Linked DNA regions of Homo sapiens: region 2 is linked to region 1. Evidence: chromatin contacts called from ENCODE Hi-C or POLR2A ChIA-PET data. All regions are on one chromosome and are shown on one strand. Each heading gives the region's core, a stretch centred on a gene start or an enhancer-like site at or near the end of the contact. The rest is flanking DNA. Distances are from core to core; before and after follow the strand shown.

Region 1 (3,079 bases), core at 151-2,650:
TCCTGTATCCAGAGATTCCAAACAGAGAGGGAAATCTTATTTCTAAAGGAGTTAGAAAAGGAAAGGCTCTGGCAAATGAAATGATCTGTGATTAAAGCTTGTAGCCTTTCTGTAAGCTGCAGTGAGAAGGAAAGCATCTTTTAATAGAAGAATTAATTAGAGGCGCAGAACAAGAAAGCCACGCTCAGGGACCTTTAACTTATTACAGCCTGTAATCGCTCTCAGTATTGTAAGCCCTAGTCAAGAGGATGGAATTAGGAGGCTGTGTTCAGTTCTGAGAAAACAAGAAACACACACGAGTTTGATAATAGGAAGCAAGAAGGAGGAGGGATGAGGATGACAAGGAGCTTGGTTTTGGAATGCCGATTCCAAGGTGCCTTCTCTTTTCAAAGAGACAGTGTGGGAGGCATTTCTATTAAGAATTTGTTAATCAAGCAGTTTTCTTGGTAGCTTTAGCAACACATTCTCTTTGCCCCAAGTTAAGAAACTGGCCTGAAATGAAAAAAAAAAAGGACATGACATCAGTGGGGGACAAAAGAGAGCTGGCTTTGGGCTGCCTTGTTTTTCAGGGGCAGTTTCCACGCTGGGAATCTTCCTGGAGGGTGGTTCAATTGACTAAACTTTTTCAAGAAATAAACTTGAAGCCTTAATGAAGAGACAAATACAAGTGATTTAAAAACAAAAGAACTCTGCAGCGATCAGATCAAAGGCTGTAAAAAGGTAACAGTAGCTGCAGCCCAGGCCTGCCTGGAGCACAGGGGAAGGCTTGGCCCACTGGCTGTCTCTAGCAGCCTAAGAAGGAATTGGACGGGGAACAGGAACACCTCCTGCATTTCTACTGCAGTGGGGGACTTTGCGACATCTTTAGATATTCTGCCACCAATAGGATGGGCTGGGACGATGCCTTCTGAATGCAAATAGCAAGAAGTAGGTCAACCATTTGTTTTCCTCTCTGAGCAAAGATTTTAAATCATCTCACCTGACAAGAGATACATTTAATTGCATTTAAAAAGGCTACAATGTTATCTTGACACTGGGAAACTTCCAGATGAATTAAATTGAGTGACATTTCCCTTTTTAGCATTAAAATGGGATATGCTGTATGTGCAAAGTAATTACTGTCTTGTGACTGGAAAATCAGGACATTTCATCTTTTTAACAAAGAATTCAACATATAAAAACACTCCCTTTCTTGCTGTGGGGAATGGAGTTGGGTGGGGGAGAGAACCTTCAAAATGTGGCTCTCCAATACTTCAATTGACCACTAATAAGATTTAGTACTCTAAACATTCATTCTGGTCTTTAAAAGAAAGAAAGAAAAAAAAAGGTTCTGCTGATGGAATGGAAGCAGTAAAGAAGCTTTTAGCAATTTTCTCTGATTGCTTAGTGGACAATTGTAATGTAGCAGTAGCAGCAGCAGCAGCAGCAGCAGCAGCAGCAGCAGCAGCAGCAGCAGCAGCAATGTACTGAAATTACTCTGAATTCAGAAATGTAAGTATATGCAGCTAGGTCATAAAGACACTGCTTTAGAGAAGACATGTATTAGTGGAATGGAACAGGTAACATCTTTGAGAAGTCAATGAGTTCTGCATGCAGGGATTTCACCATCGGAATGATGGCAAGAATGATGCCTGCCTGTGTGCTTCTCAGAGGACGTATAAAGCCACTGAGGATGAGTGCTACAGTGCTTGTGAATTGTGGGGCCACAGACATTTAAGTTGGCATTGCTTTTCTCCTCCTCTGCTTAATCCACCTTTATAAATATGGCAGATGGCTTAAGACAGGCATCATCAGCATCTCTGGAGATGTGGGCTCAAAGGGCAAGTGGGGGCGTGGGGGTTTCCACTAGAGGGAGGGAAGTTTCTGTTTCCCATGTGTTAGTTGTAGTTGTCTTTGTGCTTCACCAGAAAAGAGGTAGAGTGCGCACCTTCACACTAAGAGCCCGAAATTGTGGTCAGTACCATACCAGGAACGACTGTCTGGCCTTGGCATCTATCAGATTCGAATCAGTTCTAACACAGCCCTACCCAACTCTTTGAAGGTTTCTCTCTCTATCTAGTGTGAGACCACTGTTGAGCTTATCTCTGGTTTGGTGGCTTGGTCACCCCACTGTGGGGCCCATACAGAAGTAGTTCACTCAATACCTTGTTAGTAAGTTGCAGACTCATCTGGTCACTGGCAAAGAACAACATCAGAAAAAAAAAAATCGCCACCATTTAATAATAGGCGGTGGGGGGCGGAGGCGGGTATGGTGTTGACAATGTAAAAGAAGTATACTAATGCCTTCTCTGTTTGGTCCTTTAAGAGGAGCTGTTCAGCTCAGAACACACCCTGCACATCCTGCCAAGGCACAAAGTGACAAGGCCATCTAACCTACAAGAAGCAAAAAATGATGGTATGTTTTCAAGGATCACAGGTTAATATAAGCACTTCACACCCTCACATGCTAATGAAAAACATTCTACTGACCTCTGGCAAAGAGTCTGAGAACCCCAGCCCGAATCTCCTGTATTGGAAGAATGTGACTTCATGGAAGAGTTATGAGATGGTTAATGTCTCTAAAGCAACAAGGACAGATGATTCCCCTGTGCCAAGGGATACAGCAAGAGGAAGGAGAGACCACAGGTGGCCTCCAGTACACCCGTGGCCCTTGGGCGCATGGCTCTGTGCGAGTCAGACGTGGTCCAGCTGTGCTCTGGCAGGCTACTTTGTCACCCTGCCAACTGATACTCACTCCTGGGCCTTCAAAGGTTCAATGAGCATCTAACAAATTATACAATTGTAAAGATTATCAGCTTGGAAGCCTGAACAAATCTATAATGAAATGAAGGACCCAAAGGCATTTAATTATTGAACACATAAAAGGAAGTATATTTAAAAAAAATTGGTCAAACTGTCCTGTTAGTTATCATTTTAAAGGAATTTACAGGGCTGTTATAGATGATTCTTTTGGAATATTTCAGTTTATAGCAAATGCCTAAACTGGTTTCTTCATTGCACAGTATTTTCTCTTAAAATGGGTGCTTTAAAACAATTACATACAGATTAAAAATCATTTCTTTGCTTAATTAAAACGTTA
Region 2 (3,079 bases), core at 185-2,684, 240 kb before region 1:
GATCAACATGGAGAAACCCCATCTCTACTAAAAATACAAAATTAGCCGGGCATGGTGGAGCATGCCTGTAATCCCAGCTACTCGGGAGGCTGAGGCAGGAGACTCTCTTGAACCCGGGAGGCGGAGGTTGTGGTGAGCCAAGACCATGCCATTGCACTCCAGCCTGGGCAACAAGAGTGAAACTCCGTCTCAAAAAAAAAAATAAAATAAAAATAAATAAATAAATAAAATTAATTAAATGAAAATATATAATGGGGGGGAGTAGGTGAGGATATAGGTGAAAAAAATTGGCCCTACATTGGTAATTTTTTTTTTTAAGACATGGTCTTGCTTTGTTGAAGTGGCAAGGTCACAGCTCACTGCAACCTCCTGGACTCAAGTGATCCTCCCACCTCAGCCTCCTGAGTAGGTGAGACTACAGACACGTGCCACCATGCCCAGCTAATTTTTAAATTGTTTTATAGAGATGGGGGGGCGGTCTCGCTATGTTGCCCAGGCTGGTCTCGAACTCCTGGGCTCAAGTAATCGGCCTGCCTCAGTCTCCCAAAGTGCTGGGATTACAGGTGTGAGCCACCACACCTGGCCTACATTGGTCATTGTTGAAGGTGAGGATTTGTTATCTACTTATCTACTTTTATGTATGTTCGAAATTTCTCATAATAAAAAGTTAAAAAAGCAAAAGAGGGGGTTGGAAAGATTTCATTAGAAAATGTTATACACATGCTTGGTATTTCACACCTTTCCTAATAGTCTGTATTTAATTTTCTTTTTATGTTGCTTTTTGTTTTTAAATTTTTACCTAGTTAACATTTTTTTTTTTTTTTTTTTGAGACGGAGCCTCGCTCTGTCGCCCAGGCTGGAGTGCAGTGGTGTGATCTCGGCTCACTGCAAGCTCCGCCTCCCGGGTTCACGCCATTCTTCCGCTTCAGCCTCCCGGGTAGCTGGGACTACAGGCGCCCGCCACCACGTTCGGCTAATTTTTTGTATTTTTAGTAGAGATAGTCACGTGTTAGCCAGGATGGTCTCGATCTCCTGACCTCGTGATCCGCCCGCCTCGGCCTCCCAAAGTGCTGGGGTTACAGGCGTGAGCCACCGCGCCCGGCCCCTAGTTAACTTTTTTTAAAAATTTCCTCCTTTTCCTTTTTTTCTCTTGAAGTTGAAGCCTTGGAGGTGCTTTTCATTCAGTTACAGAAAGCACCACCCCAGCTTAAAATGTATTTAATTTTATTTACAGGATTACATAATATACGGAAAATGAAATATATGTTTTTCCCACCGGGTCCCATTTTGACTCCCCCAATACCCTCCAGTTCATCCCGGAGTGCTGCAGATATCTATACATTTCCTGGATGTCTCAGGAGGTGAAAAAAAAAAAAAAAAAAAGGCAGGGAGGGAGCCCAACTGACTCTACATCCAGAAACCTCTCTCAAGGCAGCTCGTGCCCCCAGGCAGGATTCCAACAGTGCAGAAGCCCCCAGTCCCCAAGTCCGGGGTGGCAAGGACTTCCAGCCTCCCCGGGGAGCCACCTTGGCCCTCCCTCCCTCCTGCTGGCTGGGTGCCGCGCTGCGGGGCTGCTCAGGTTGGTAACTGTGCAAAGCCGGGGCCCGCCTGCTGGACGATGGGGGTTAGGGGGGTGGGGGTGCTGCGAGGTGCGACAAGGCTCTCCCTCGCTGCAACCACGGAAAAGGCGGATCAGCCTCCATTACAAACCGCTGTAGGAGGGGCCAGAAGCTTGGCCTGGCCAGACCGGGCCGTCGTTGAATCCCTGCATCCATCTTGCCCAGGTTCCCTGCTGAGTCCCCCGCTGGGCTGTGATCGTTGCGGATTTAAACACCACACTGTGGAAGCGGAGATGGCCCCGCGTGCACCGCTGAAGTGAAGGGGCTCGTGGCAAATGATGCGGGGGGACAGCGGCCAGAGCAGACCCCGGCGGGGTGGCCCGCCCGGGAGGTGGCTGAGGGTCCCCGGCTGCGGGGTGAGGGGCGGGACCGGGAGGCACACCCTCCGTGATCGCCACCAGAGGCCGCCTGGAACCCGAGTTTCAACCTCCCGGGGATCCTGTCCCGCTTCCCAGCGATGTTTGCCATGACTGCTGCGAGTTCTCCGACCTCGAGGCCACTCTCCTTTCCTTCCAAGGACGCCCAGAACCCGCGGAGGGAGGAGGGGGTGAGGGAGGAGGGAGAGAGGAGGCAGGAGGGAGGGAGGAAGGTGGCGGGGAGAAGAAGAGAGGGAGGGAGGAAAAGGAAGGAACTGCGTTGGCCTGTCGCCTCCGCACTGTAAGATTCTGGCACCCAGGGTCCCGGCCCCCTCTCCTGGGGCCAAACGTTCCGGTTCCCGATGCCAGGCTGCAGAAAAAATGAGCACACTGAACACGTGGACTAGCACATAAATAAGGTTATTACCTCCTTTTTATTTTTTGCACACTAATTAATAAACTACTGCAACGGAAAAAGAGAAAGCAGGCAGAATGCAAACAGCCTCTCGGTGGCTCTGTTATGTAGGAGGGAGGTATGGAGGCTGCTTGGTGGTCAAAGAATTCCTCCAATGCCCGCTCCAAAGCGGAGCCCTGCAACGGCCTTAAATCAAAAGGAAAGCGGGTGTCAGCAGCAAGCACAGAAAGTGGGGCCTAGTTCAGCCAGGAGCTAACACAATATTCCTGCTGGGGTGGGGATGGGGGCACGACTATTACAAAACTAGGGCCCCCTGAAAGCGCCCTGCCCCACCCAACACACACATTCACTTCCTTGTAGGTTTGCGCTGCAGGCAGCTTCCGTTGAACCATACCCGGACCTCCACCCACCATGACCAGAGCTGCTGGGGCTGGGAGCAGGCACCTGCCCCAAGCACTGGGCCACCAGCGTCCCCTTGCCCAGGAATTTAGGATTGGGGTACAGAAAGGGAAAACAGTGTCTATGGAAAGCGGGAGATCATCCTGTGTAAACAGGGGAGCTGGGGAGAGAGAGGCCACAGGGATTCTGCCTTCCGCCTCACTGCAGCATCCTCCCAGCATCTGTAACCATCCCTGTCTTCCGGTTCCCGAGGCACCCATGACCTATAACGTCCTTCTGGGGCTCAGTGA

Evidence for each region. A loop is a pair of places that touch in the nucleus more often than their neighbours do. ChIA-PET counts read pairs that join two places held with the same protein, here RNA polymerase II (POLR2A). Pooled maps may share reads with other maps.
Region 2: a pooled map shows a loop between it and region 1 (2.9-fold over the local background). The contact joins the promoter of LINC02601 here to the promoter of CASK-AS1 in region 1. A Hi-C loop is called at or near these places in 1 of 37 single-sample maps with no recorded cell type and 8 of 50 pooled maps. POLR2A ChIA-PET finds 5 or more read pairs at or near these places in 4 of 52 experiments (A549, CD4-positive, alpha-beta T cell, K562 and 1 more).

What each region holds. Positions count from the first base shown.
Region 1 is chrX:41,516,362-41,519,440 of GRCh38, forward strand. It overlaps CASK-AS1 (CASK antisense RNA 1), which reads left to right and starts at 1,401. Exons shown (of 2, transcript NR_046581.1): 1 at 1,401-3,079. CASK (calcium/calmodulin dependent serine protein kinase) reads right to left here. Exons shown (of 27, transcript NM_001367721.1): 27 at 1-3,079. RefSeq lists an enhancer at 456-957.
Region 2 is chrX:41,274,305-41,277,383 of GRCh38, forward strand. LINC02601 (long intergenic non-protein coding RNA 2601) reads left to right here and starts at 1,435. Exons shown (of 2, transcript NR_135616.1): 1 at 1,435-1,579; 2 at 1,785-2,474. RefSeq lists enhancers at 1,521-2,021, 2,022-2,522 and a silencer at 1,688-2,047.